Regions from separate parts of the Homo sapiens genome. Here region 1 is linked to region 2. The links are chromatin contacts, found by Hi-C or POLR2A ChIA-PET in ENCODE. All regions are on one chromosome and are shown on one strand. The core of a region is the stretch at or near the end of the contact, and the rest is flanking DNA. Distances in the headings are between cores, read along the strand shown.

Region 1 (6,501 bases), core at 1,605-4,104, 430 kb before region 2:
TGTTTCAAAATCCGTAGAAGCCCATGTGCTTTGAGGTATATAGTTAGTGAATTATTTTCTCCGCTTGGCACATGGGGAACAGAGACCAAGAGAGAATTTTGATATGTCTGGGAAACAAGTTCTCTTTTCTGTGATGGTCCCAATTGTCTGTTTGTTTATTCATTCATTAGTCATTCATTTTGTTATACAAACCCTGACTGGAGGCCCTCTGTGTACTCTGCGTTGCACTAGGAGCCAGTCTACAATGATAAGCAAACTGTGGTTCCTGTCTCATGGACCCTCATAGCCTAGACCATCATCAAAGAGTCATGTAGATAATAAACTTTAAAGCAACAGAGATGTGCATTCCACTGGAATATTTTTGCTGCTGTGAAAGTGGAGGGTGAGGTTCTGACCTCCTGTGGGGGTACAAATAGGCTTCCCCAGAGGTGTAGCTTTGGGGCCGAGTCCTGAAGAATGAACTGGTGATTACTGAGCAAAATGGGCTGCAGTTGGGGTCCCCTGCCAAGGAAAGGACAGATGGGGCATGGTAAGAGGGAGGAACTTAGAGGCCGGGGACAGTTGGAATCAGAGAGTGGGGACATGTGGCTGAGGAGGAGGCTGAGGACAAAGGAAGGCCCATAGCTGAGGAGCTGCACTGAGGACTTGGGCCTTTGTCCCAAGAGCAGAGGAGCCATTTTGAGAGATTTTATGCCGAGGAATGACATGATCAGAATTGCACGTTGCAAAGAAGATCCTGGCCGCAGTTCTAGGGGAAGGGTGGGTGTGAATGGCTGGTGATGCACTACAGAGTTGCTCAGGGAGGCATGGAAGTGGCGCAGGGGGTGTTGGAAGAGCTGGAAAGGAGCATGCTGGAGGTAAGTGGAGCACAGCAGGGAGGGGCACATGCCCAGCATGCTGGGCGTCGGCTCCTGCCTTGAGGAGCACAGACCTGGGACATTTGTTGGAAAGAGGCAGGAGTCTGAAGGCAGGGAGGGATGACCATCATGAATTCAGTCTTGGACCTGTTGCAGCCCTTGAGGCACCAACAAGAAGAGTCCCAGAGTCTGATGTGGTCATTCCCCTTCCTCTCGTCCATACCCTGAAGTGTTTCTAGAGTCTGGGAAGGTTAATGAGCCTGTGCCACAGTGAGTGATTTAGTGTTCTTGGTGGCAGAGTAAGACATAATGAAAATATATATCACTTTCAGTGAAATAGAAAAAATTTTTAAACTTGAACTTAAAATATCCCTACCAGCAAAAACTTTCTGCCCTTCCCTGTGCCTCTTTTCACCCAGGCCAACTACACAGACCCCCAGAGCAAACTGCGGTTCAGCACCATTGAAGAGTTTTCCTACATTCGGAGGCTGCCCTCTGACGTCGTCACCGGCTACCTGGCCCTGAGGAAGGCCACGAGCATCGTTCCCTGAGCCCCAGAAAGGGAGATGAAGTGGAAAGCTGTTTCAAAAACAGACTCTGGACTCATGATTTTGTTTCACGGAAACAAACTCGTTCTGCTGTCAATCTGAAAATGCCAGTGCTGTGCCTTGGAAAGAATGTTTGGCTTTAATTTAAGGGTTTTTTTTTTTTTTAGTGTGTGTTTTCCCTCCAAGTGTGATATTTCCTGCTGAATTAAATTATACTTCAGTTGTTGCCTCAAGTAAAGGTGTTTGACAAGAAGATACAATAAAACCATACTTTTCATTTATCCCAAGTCCCTGAATTTTTGTTTTAAAGTGGTGAACCCCGTATAACACATTTAAAGACTCTGCAGTGAATCCACAACAGGTCTGGATTACTTCTAATCCTGGTGACCCCCCTTTTAGAGCATGTTAGTCTTTGTCTCTGATCAGAATGCTTAGAAGAATTCCAAAATTGGGTCCAGAGAAGAAAGAGGCAAGTAGTTTGTTCTGTCCCACTGGGCTGGTTCTCACATGTGCCTCTGCCTCAGATCGGCCTCCCCTCATCTTTGGAGGTGTGGAGTACCAGCATTGACACTCTGTCCCAAAAGGGCTTTTGTCTTGGTACAGGATGCCACCCCTCTGGCTGCAGCCTGCTCCAGAAAGGGAGTGTTTGCATCTCCATCCTCCAAGAAGAGGAAGCATTTTCTTGGCCGGGGAAAGGAGAGTGTCGAGATAAGTCCTGGGCCTCTCTGGGCCCTATACCCGCATTTCCCCAGGGAGGACAGTGGAAACAGGCCCTGGGGCTTCTGGACCACAGCTGCCTCTGCTTTGGGGAATTAGGCACCAGGTGTCCTTTCTCTCTGGGGAAAGCCCTTCTTCAGGCTTAGAGAAAATAAAACAAAGCAAGTCAGCTGGGAGAGCAGCCTGTGCAAGTGGCAGCTGCCTGGAACCAGGCTCCTTTTCCTCCAGGTTGGCAGCCCCAGCATCCTTCAGCACCTTCCCAATAACAAACCGAGAGCGGGAGAGGTGCTGTGGGGCCTCCCCCTGCCTCCATGACAAGGGACCTGAAAGGATGGCCAGAAGAGGTGGGGGCCTTTCCTAAGCCCACAATCACCGAGCAAGCATCAGAGTCACCTGGGAGCCTCCTGTGACACAGATTAGGGAGCCTGTCTCCCTGAAGTACCTGATCAGTAGATGGTCTGGGGTGGGGCCCAAGAATTTGCATGTTTGCTTTGATGATGCTTTGAGACCCACTTTGATGAAGCTTTGAGACCCATTTTGCTGATGAAATCAATGGTCTCTGAAAGACCAGAGGCTGCTGTTTGGTTTCCGCTTGTACTTCCTGCCAGATGTCAGCCTAGGAAAAACGCCAGCTTCCGTTTTGGTAGAAGCAAGGAGGGAATGAGCCAAGGGTCCTTCCTGCTTCGCTTCCACCTTCTATTGTACAGAGAAAACTTGGGGCAGGTCCACTTCTTTTCCATGAAGGTCCCCAATTGGGCAGTGCCCTGAAATCACTTCTAATGCTGATGCTAGGCAACACCTCAGACCTACTGCTCAGACCCTCCAGGGGCAGGGCCCAGGATTGAAGAGGGAAGCCCTGCTCCACACGTGTTCATCAGGAAGGACCCACAGACTGCTGCTCCTGGAGGCCTCTCGGTTTATGGATGTGTGTTTGTTCCATAAACCCTCAGAGGGTCACCTGGAGACCCGCTAAAATGCAGGTTCTTGGGCCACATCCTAGACCTTCTGACCGACCCAGGGAGTGGGGCCCAGGAAGCTGCATTTGACAGATATCCCCGTGTGATCATCATGCACACAGGAGTGAGAGAACCAGTGTTCTCCCCGGGCAGAAGGGAAGCTCGTGTGCAGGACACCTCACACCTCCTTTCCCATTCCCCTGCCAGGCTCTCCCTGCTGACATTGTTTTTGCGGGAGAGCTGTGAATTCTGAAGATTAGGTTGCTTCTCACCCCAAGCTCCAGAAGTCCAGGCTGAGCCAAACCAAGCTTCAAGTTGTGAGTATTTTGAATAATGAGCCCTTGCTCATTAACTGATCCTGTACTGAAATAGCCCTTGCTGTCCATGCTGTACCCCGGTGGTTCTCAGGCCGGGCTGCACGTTAGAATCACCTGTGTGGGTGGGGGGTGTCCAGGAGGGGGATGGTGAGGGAGGTTTAAAAATACCCAGAGATTCTGATTCCACTGGCCTGTGCAGGGGCCCGGACATAGTATTTTGAACTCCCAAGATGCTTCTAATGTGCAGCCAGCGTTGAGAACATTTGCTGTAACTATGAAGAGAATATTTCATGTAAGGTACATTTTCTTATTCTCAGATCAGCTGGCTCTTTCCATCCCAGGCCATGAGCAAATTGCAAGGGGTTTCTTTGGGATGTGTGTGCATGTATGTGTGAATTTAGAGTTCCTTTTTACATGGCATCCCACACTGGAGTCAACTATGAATGCCATTGCAGATTCCTCCCTCTTCATTCCTACATCACCCTCTTCCTCTTCTACTTGGCTCCAATCCTGCTTCAGGATCACCTCATACCCTGCCTGACACTTTCAGTGTCCTCCTGACAACTTTGAATGACTTTGTTCATCACGGCATATCTACTGGTCATTTGCCTCTGATAAGAGGTCAGTTCTGGTATTGGTCTGCAGGATCCAAAAGAAAAACTCAGACACTTTAAGAGAAAAACAATTAGCTGGACTTGAGAAATCCTCTTAAGACCAAACTCAGGTCCAGTCTGCTCTGACTGGAGTTTGACTCTTTCTTAATCTGGTATTAGGCATGGTTTAAAACGACCTGTAACGTTGAAAATATGCTCTTCAGAGCCAGAAGGCAGTCCCTGTAGGTGAGGGGGACCCATTTTCCCCCATCTCCCAAGTTAAAGCATGGATCTGTCCAAATTTTAAATGTGTTTCATGATTGATTTGGCACCTGGTGGAGGGCTAAACATGTTTGCAGTAAGAAATCTCTTAATTTCTGAATCCATAGTCATTGGAAAAAGATACCAGATATTTGTTACTCTTTCCAGTGACTGTAAATTGGGAGAGTTTAACTTAGTAAAAATAAAGGGTAACGAAAGAAATCAATGGACTATGGAACTTGACCCCATTATCAAATAGGACAGATATCCTGGGGAGAGATTACAAATTATGCCCTCTTACAAATGCATGAAACAATAGTGTCATTTAAAATAATATTCTATCTGATGGGAATGTGTGGGCCTTATTTGGATCCTCATTCAAACAACAACAAAAAAAACTTTAAAATTTTGAGACATTTGGGAATCTGATATATTTTGATATTTGATAATATTTTGGAATTCTCACAAATAGTTGTGATTATGCTATTGTAATGTTAAAATAATTCATATTTTTAGAGACACCTACTGAAATATTTATGGATGGAATGATATGACATCTGGGATTTGCTTCAGAATGATATGAGAGAGAGGAAGTGGATGAGAATCGTGTTGAAATAAGATTGGCCATGAGTCAGTTATAGTTGAAGCTGAGTGATAAGTCCATGGGGGTTCTTTATACTATTCTGCCTTTGGTATATGTTTGCATTTCTTCATAATAAAAAAGCTTTCAAAAAGAATGAGATATTTTTATTACTAAAAATTGTGATGAAATCTTACCCAAAGTTAGTGCTTTGCATTAGCTTGCACTGGCTTACAGATGCTGAAAGTTTGAGAAATGCTGCCTAAATGGTATGCGGTCTTGAATAGAGGAAGTACCCAATTCCTAAAACATCTAACAAAGAATATAGAAGAGAAGAACCATGGACAGGTAAAGTTGTCCTGTAAATGTTCTTAATAGAGGTCTTCATTGTGTGTTCAGTTGTCCCGGAGGGCTGTGTATTTAAGAGTATTTTCTCTGTAGAGGTTAGGAAGCCTGAGAGTGAGAAGACCAAAGACTTCAGCTTTGAGGTTCTAGTGGGGTATAAATCTTAATAGAGAGGGCTGCGGATGCATTGAATGACTGACTATGGCTTGAATAAATACCTGTTGTTATAATTCCTGATAGAATCTGCAGTATTCATTTATGTAAATAGAGAAGGAAATTAGGTTATCAAAGAACTATGCACCTGCACAAATTGTTTGGCTTCAAGGAATTGCTTTTGCTGAATTTCAACAGGGTTTATGCTTTTGTGCCCATATTAAGGAATTGGATTGAAAGAGGTCAGGAGATATGGACCTACAAAAATGCCTATTACATTTGTCTCAGAAATGTCCCACAGAACCCCACTCCCCCACCCCAGTCCTGTAGGGTGAGCTTTTTCATTCAGGACCCAGACATGGAGCCTGATAGCCTGGGTTTGAATCTCATTTCTGCATCTCACTAACTGTAGTCTTGGGCACATTACGAACTTACTCTTGAATTCTTAGTTTCCTTATCTGTAAAATGAGTGTTATAATAATGTCCACCCCACGAGATTGTCAGGATCAAATAAGAAAATGTCAGAGAAACACTTAACTCGGGACTGGGATCACCCACATCCCCTCTGGTCTGTGCATTAGAAAGGCAGAGTTTTCCTGACTTGTATGTTCTGCTTGGTTATATTTCTCATTTCCTTGGCTCCTAGGACTCTTGGCTCATGCCCGCTTGTAGTAACTGAATAACATCATATGATAGATGTTTCCATGTGCTCATCTTATTGCTGGCTCTATCAACTATTTTCCTTGCCTTCTTCATTGCTTATTTTGACCATTTCTTTTCGTCCTTTATTCTCTTATTCTAATAAGCTTGCTCAACTTTTTTATGAGACAAGGGAAGGAGTAAATAACTAGCTAAAGAAGCAATGATCTGTGATTGAGGCCGGGGGAGAGAGAGGGGTTGAGGGATTTGTGGGGTGAATAGCAGAGGACTTTAATGGAGGAACTCCTCTAGAATAATGAGGGACAGAAAGAGCCAGTAGAAACCACCCACTGGACCTCTTAAAAATCACTAATGTTTTATGCCTTCTTTGGTATTCACCATGTATACTACCATGTTTCCTATGTAATAGCAAACCTTAAAACCCTAAAAAAACAAAAAAGGGGGGCTAGTTGTTTACTTGTTTTGATGACCAGCTTGAGCAGGAAAAGGAGGGATCCTTCTTCCTGGATCCACA
Region 2 (7,149 bases), core at 762-3,261:
TTACATGAGTAATAAAACCCAACCAGGCAACTTCCTTTGGCCCGTGGGGTAAAATTCGAATTCTGTCTTAAAAGCAACTGCTACCTACACAGCAGGGATTAAATCATTTAGAAAATGAAGGCTTCAAATTTATTTTCTACAAAAAAAGTTCAAACTAGTGAGATTTAAAATCACTTCAAGTTTTTTGTTTTTAAATTCTATTTTTAGGCTTTGGGATGGTCACAGAGGAAAAAGGTGGAGGAGTAAGAGGAGAAGAGGCCCAAATTTCCAATCACAGGGTCTCTGAAAGGATATCTCCAGAAGTTGTGGAGGAATTTTGATTTACATTAAGTGAATAACAAGCACTTGAAATCTGTAAGAATGCCATATCAACACATTAGTTGGAACCATAAGGCATGAGATTTTGGTGACCTCATGGGCACAGCCAAAATTAACTCCAAGTATTTATGTAACTGCCAGAGATGACAGGGCAAAGGTTGCTTATAATTTTTTTTTTTTTGAGTCAACAAATACTGCATTTCTTTGGCCAAAGAGAAAGGAAGTAGGGTACTTTCTGGTTCTATTTTGTGATATGCAACATTTACACACACAATATTCTACCCATAATACCATCTGAATGTTTAGATGACGGCTCTAAAAAGGAAAAAAAGAGTTATTTCCTGTTGCTCATCAGCTGAGAGGATGCGCTTTAGAGGTATGTGTGCTCTGCCTCAAAGCAAAAGCATTGTTAGCGTTTATCAAGGTAACATTTAAAAATAACTACCCCAGTACAAAAGAACTTCAGAGGAAATATGACCGAAGCTATCAGTCTCCCTTCAAGTCTGGCCTTGAGCTGCATAAGACTCTAGCTGCATTCTCCATTACATTGTTATCCTTATCAAACAATGCAAACAATTTTAATGAGCTTATCTACTGGAACATATTGCCAGATATGTTAATGTAAAAATGATGCCAACCGTACAGGCCAACTCATTAATCAAAAGGCTCACAATACAATGACCAAGATCAGTCCCATCCTCAAAACAGACCTCAGCAAAAGACCAGGAATCACCTTCCTACTGTAAATAAGAAGGAAAGGCTCCCCCACCCAAGCGGTGGCCATAAACTCCTTAGAAAATGCATAACAGCGCCCAGTTTTTTTCAAGTCCTTTGCAGTCCAGTCTCTTTCTAATAAACCTAGGGTTCTATGGAGAAAATTTTGGTGAATGTCTGACACTATCACCTCTGCTGTCAATCCCTGCACCAATCAGCGAGCAGAATTCTTACAAAGCTCCATCAATCTGGCGGTTTAACATCACAGACTGCAGCTTAATCTAGAGGATTCCATCTTTCCTGCACACTCTCCAGGTTAAGCGCAAACGTTTTTCTCCCCACCCTCCCGTTTTCTGCCTTTTGGCACTGCTACCTAATGGCTCCTTTAAAATCTAAAAGGGAAGGAGGAAAGGAAGTGCTACTGCCTGTCTCCCTTTGGACAGCGGGGGAAAACAGCATGCATTTTTATCAGTGTGGAAGGAAAGAGATGGAGGGAGACCCCTCGAAGGCAGCAAACCTATTCACAAAATGCTTTCCATCTGCAGTCGCGGAGCCTCAATGCAAACCCAACATGACACATGGAAACAGATACCAAATAATCACAACCGCCTTCACAAATGCATGCCTGCAGCAGGGGTCGCAGGCAGTGTCTGCTCCATTATATAACGGGCTGGATTTCCGCGCGCCCTCACGGCGGTCCCCGGCGCTGCTCTCGTGCCAGCCCCATTACCTGTAGGAACGCTCCCCGCGCACTGTGTGCTTCCGGAAAGGAATGATGGTCCCGTTATTATCCTGGATGATGTCGTTGTTGTTCTCGCCATTTGGGGACAGGGTTTGGGTCGGCCCAGGCATTGGCGCACTCCCGAGAAGGGGAACAAACCGCTGTGGGCTGGCTGGTGAGGAAGGTGGCTGCGTCTTCCCGCTCGCTCGCCTGCTCCGCACGGACCGTGCCTGCCGCCTGCTCGCTCACTGCCTTCTCCCAGCTCTCGCTCGCGCCCCGCCCTCCTGCGGCCCCGCCCTCTGGCAGCTGACGTCAGAGCGCCGGCAGCAGCACCCTGGTCACGTGGCCAGCCTGTTGCCATGGCAACCCGCTAACTCATCACCTCGCCTCAATTCGCACAGGGTCGCGGCGTGACCACGCCAGCAGCTCCAGGCAGGCACCGGGGCAGGCCTACATCTGGCATGTAAAACCCCAGGCCACCCTGCAGCCCCCCTCGCAGACTCGCCTTGTCTGAAAACCAGCTCTTCCTCTAACCATTTCCTTTCCGACCCGTGCTGCCACTGCAGCTGTGTACACAAAAGAACGATTCATGCAAAGGGGTGTGGGAGACCCTTTAACTCCTTCAATACCAAGTTTTTATGCCATGACAATTAAACTTGGTCAGGTTTCAGAAAAACCTAAAAAGGACCTGGTGGCCAGCTTGTAGAAAAGGTATCAGACTAAGGTTAAAATTTCTGCCTTTCTCCCTTTCTCCAAATAGCAGCAACCATCTCCCCAAAAACAAGCCAAAAAGCTAAAAACCTACAAGGAAGCTGTATTTCCTTCTAATCAATGTAGCCTTTAATAATGTGAGGATTAAAGATGGCAAATTAAGAGATCATCTGTACAAAGGAATCCCCAAAGAGGGTTTTTCTTTTAAAAAAAGATAACCACCATTTTACCAGTTACCCAAAACCCTCCAATTCAAATTCTTTATGCTGCCTCCTGATACAGATCATTAATTCATTGACATTTATTCTATTTCCATTTGAATTACAAAAGTGATCACCTCACTTAGTATTTGAAAGTGCTTAACATTCAAGCTGTTCTATATCCTTGCAATACCGCTTTCAAATATATTGGCTATGTGACAGATACTATTATTATTCCCATTTTAAAGATGAGTAAACTAGTAAGATTAAGTAAACTGCTTAAGGTCACACAGCTAGGAGTGGTGAACTGGAGCTTCCAAGTGACATGGTTTTATCAATGTGACTGGACAGTAATGATCTGTAATGTGAGCTCAATAAATATTATAAATCAAGGTAAGAATCAAGTACTTCCAAGATGACTGTTGTGAAAAGATAACTGTGAACAGAATTGCTAGCACTGTGCAGTCTACGGATTAGATTATAAACTGAAAAGACCCTGCATATGTTCAGTACTGTCCTCCAGAGAGGAGAGATTTTTTTTTTATTATTATTTTTTAGAGGCAGAGTCTCGCTCTGTCACCCAGGCTGGAGTGCAGTGGCGCAATCTCAGCTCACTGCAACCTCCGCCTCCTGGGTTCTAGTAATTCTCCTGCCTCAGCCTCCTGAGTAGGTGGGATAACAGGCGCACGCCGCCACACCCAGCTAATTTTTGTATTTTAGTAGAGACAGGGTTTCACCGAGTTGCTCAGGCTGGTCTTGAACTCCTGAGCTCAGGCAGTCCACCCGCCCCAAAGTGCTAGGATTACAGGCATGAGCCACCACGCCCAGCCAGGAGAGATTTTGAAGGATTCTTTGCTTATCAGCAGTGGTCTCTGACCTTTTATAGGGTGAAAAGGGAAGAATTGGGGTGTAAAAGATACAGCATAAATATATGTGTCATAAAGTATTAAGCTATGACTCACTCCTTCACATCACTGTATGGTTTATCAGCTTTATCATTTTGTGATACAGATATTAAAAACAAGTAAACACTTTGTCATTCCTGACAATTCTTCAGCATATGTCCCTGGTAATAAGTTATTTCTGGTATCAAGTTTCTGGAATTAGAATCAAATGTTTTACAACCCAGATGGTAAGGATAATCTCAAACAAGGGGCCCTACTTATTTTCCTTCCTATTTTATACTTTCCTCTTGGGCTATTATTTTAATAATTTTATCTTTTGCTTCTCCAGTTAGTCCACAGTGCACAAGTTGATTCCTTCGTCCACATCTCACTTTACATAAGATTTTTTTTCTTATACAATCAGATCCAATTCTGACCTAAGACTTACAAGGTACACAGATGAATATCTAAGTATCAAAGATACACACCAAGCTTCACATTGCACTATGAGCTAAAGGGGCATGAGAGTGTAGTCATTCTTGCAAAGACCCATGCTTCCTCTTACTGTTTCTGTTACTTGACCTGCTGCTGTCAATTTCCTTACTAATTTGCTTCCTTTCACAAAACTTCCCCTTTTTGGGGGGACAGTCTGAAATTGAAAGGCACAGTCTACAAATCAAATATTTAATGTCCTCAGAGTATGTTCTCAATCTGGGTTCTTTAGTACAGATCACTTTTCCATGATCCCATATTTAAGTAGTATGTAAAACATAATTTGTGTCATTGTGGGGACTAAATTTGTCAGAATTTGAATGCATAGTTCATTGATCATACCAACTAATTTTGTGGAGAGAACACACCCACTTTGTTTCTAGTCTGCTCATGAAGGAAGGGATGGGATGATGGCCAAGAATTTGGGCTGATGGTCTAAAAAGGGAGGGGCTGTGAGTCAGGTGAAGGGCCCCAAGGGCCGCGTAAATCTTCCTCTAAGACTGCTCTGAGCCACACTACTATAAAGGGACCCACAGAACTCCAGAGACCAGTGATTACCCTCTGAGATGCAGGGGTAACAGGGGTAATAATTTGAAAATATTAAACAGATGTGTTTTCATTCCTCTCCTCATAAATCAGGTTACCTGGAAGCCATTTTCCAGCTGAGCCCTAGGGAAAAGGGAGGGCAAATTCCACTTTGGGAAGCGGAATGGTACGATGTAGGAAAAGTACAGAAAATTCAGGAAGGATGAGGGAAGAATTCACTCTTTCCAGCCCCAAGTGAGGGTAGAAAGAATGGATGAAGGCAGAGCAAGGAAGGGCCTCCCAGCTTCAGGTCTCCAGGCTCAAATCCCAGAAGGGAGACATTGGATAGGCTGAAGGCAAAGCCTAAACCTAAGGGACTTCCTTTTGCATCATTTCCCATTTGATACTCTAGGAAACCACTGCCATAAAGAGGGTCTCCCCAACACCAAGCAAGGTGTAGCTTCATCACAGTAAAGACTAAAATCAGTAGCTTAGTATGGTTAAGGAGAGGGTTGGCTTAAATTTCACTCTCAGACTCTTCTTTTGCTAGCATGCCATGTAGAAGATATCTAGAAGTTTCTGTCCGTCCTGTAAGGGGATAATCAGGAAGTGGAGGAGATGTTGCTATCAGAGGGCTGAGTTTGTGATGGTGGTGGTGGTAGAGGGTGTCAGGAGGGAGTGTCTTTACAGCAGAGGTGAAGTGATATTTAAGTGGGTCCACAGGATGGAACATTTAAGGCAGAGCCCAAATAGGAGAAATAGCTAGCTCTGAGGAATCTACACAGGGGCAAGGGCCACATCTGTAGAGAGAGAGATACTACAGCTGTAGGGGTCAGCATAGACCACCAGCAGAGTGCCCATGGATGAGATCAGACCAGTGACTCCTCAGCAGACTCAGATATTACAAGCCCAAGAACCAGCATGAGACCAGGAGGCCCCTACTCTCCCAACCCTGTTGTGCTCCTATAAGCCCCACTCACATATTCCTACAGACACCATCTTGCAGAGGGGCTGGGGAAAGGAAAGATATATAGAGATCGAATAGTCACCCAAGAGATGAAGCCATCCATCCAAAGATGGTCTAAAATGGAAGAGGCTGTAATACTGTGAACTAGCAAGTTTAAGACTATTTCCGGTTCCCCACTACCCAGCAGGGTAGGGAGAATTACCCAGGTCATCCTAAGGGAAAAAAAAAATAAGCTAAAATGTGTTTGTACGTATGACTGTGGATTTAGGTTTTGTCTTATGTACACAGGCATATCTAAAATAAAGCATGTGCTGGCATATCTAAAATAAAGCATGTGCTGACCATTGCCCTTCACCTCCAACTGCCTATTGGAAAATAACTCCTGTCACCAAGCATCAGCATTAAAGAGGGGGCCTGGGGCCTGGGATTGACTTCACCAGATGCAGGTTCTATGACCTTGGCAAGTTACTTTGTATCTCTAACATTTAGTTTCCTCATCGATAAAGTAGGGTAATAATGCTGGTTTCTCCATAGTGCTGCTGTGGAGATGGAGATTAAATTATATAATGTATTTAAAGCACTTAACCCAGTGGCTATACAGCAAATGCTCTTTAGTGGTAAATGTAATTTTTAAGTAACATGTTAGGCATATCCTAAAACATTCATTCATCCATTTGAAACTTAAAACTGGCTTCCTTGTATACTAGGAGCTGGTAAAAAAAAAAAAGCCTCAGGCTTTCACTTCAAGGAACTCTCAGTGTTGTAGGTGAGCAAGGGTAAAAATAATTGTCAATTATGATTACAACACAAGTGCTACAGCAATGGTGCAACATAGGGTGGGATGGGACCATCGAAGGTGAGCACCTAAGTCAGAATGGAAACTTGGAAGTAGGTCCGAAAAGTACACCTAAAATCTTGGATGAGTAATAATAATAGTAACCTTTTTCTTTATAGTTCATTTTCTATGCACCAGACAGAATGTGAGACCCCTTAGAGCAAGGGCTTCAGGAGTTTTGTTCACCGCTCTATCTGCAGTTCCTAGAACAGGACCTGGCAGATAGTAGGCACTCAATGAATATATAATCAATTCATTTATTCAACAAATATCATTTGATTTGATTCTCACAACAACCCTAATGAGAAAACATTAAGCTCAAAGAGAAGCAACTCATTCAGGATTGGATATTAGGTTTTCTTAGCCCAAAAGTTCACATGCTTATCCATTAGGCTATATTGTCATTTAAAAGAGGAATGGCAGTGTAGAGGGAAGATAAAGGGCTTTTCATGCAACTATTCCTACATACAGAGGTAGGGAAGGTTATAACATCTCTCGGAAACAGCAGGCTGTTTAGTATGGACGGCAAACACAGTGGTAGGAGATGGGGCAAGGATGAAGGTGCAGAAAGGTCTTATGGCCAAGCTAAGGAGCTTGATCTTAATTCTGAAGGTGACCTGGAACCACAAAGTGCCATAGGAAGGGAAATTTACGGTGACACTTGCACCATAACAAAAAAGTCTGATGTTGACAGTAGTATGGTGGATATACTGAAGAAGCAGTTTAGGTCTTCATCACTCTTTGACTTATTTTGAAGACCTAAACTAAACAGAGGCAAGGGG

The links. Hi-C counts contacts between places; a loop is a spot of excess contacts on that map. ChIA-PET counts read pairs that join two places held with the same protein, here RNA polymerase II (POLR2A). Pooled maps may share reads with other maps.
Region 1: a map of endothelial cell of umbilical vein shows a loop between it and region 2 (2.8-fold over the local background). The contact joins the promoter of ZNF24TR here to the promoter of MAPRE2 in region 2. A Hi-C loop is called at or near these places in 1 of 168 maps with a recorded cell type or tissue (endothelial cell of umbilical vein), 1 of 37 single-sample maps with no recorded cell type and 1 of 50 pooled maps. POLR2A ChIA-PET finds 5 or more read pairs at or near these places in 2 of 52 experiments (MCF 10A and PC-9).

Annotation. Positions count from the first base shown.
Region 1 is chr18:35,463,518-35,470,018 of GRCh38, reverse strand. ZNF24TR (ZNF24 transcription regulator) reads left to right here and starts at 2,854. Exons shown (of 3, transcript NR_186612.1): 1 at 2,854-3,692. It overlaps INO80C (INO80 complex subunit C), which reads left to right. Exons shown (of 5, transcript NM_194281.4): 5 at 1,277-1,686. The coding sequence ends at 1,408.
Region 2 is chr18:35,036,275-35,043,423 of GRCh38, reverse strand. MAPRE2 (microtubule associated protein RP/EB family member 2) reads right to left here and starts at 2,011. Exons shown (of 7, transcript NM_014268.4): 1 at 1,763-2,011. The coding sequence starts at 1,884. RefSeq lists an enhancer at 1,902-2,051.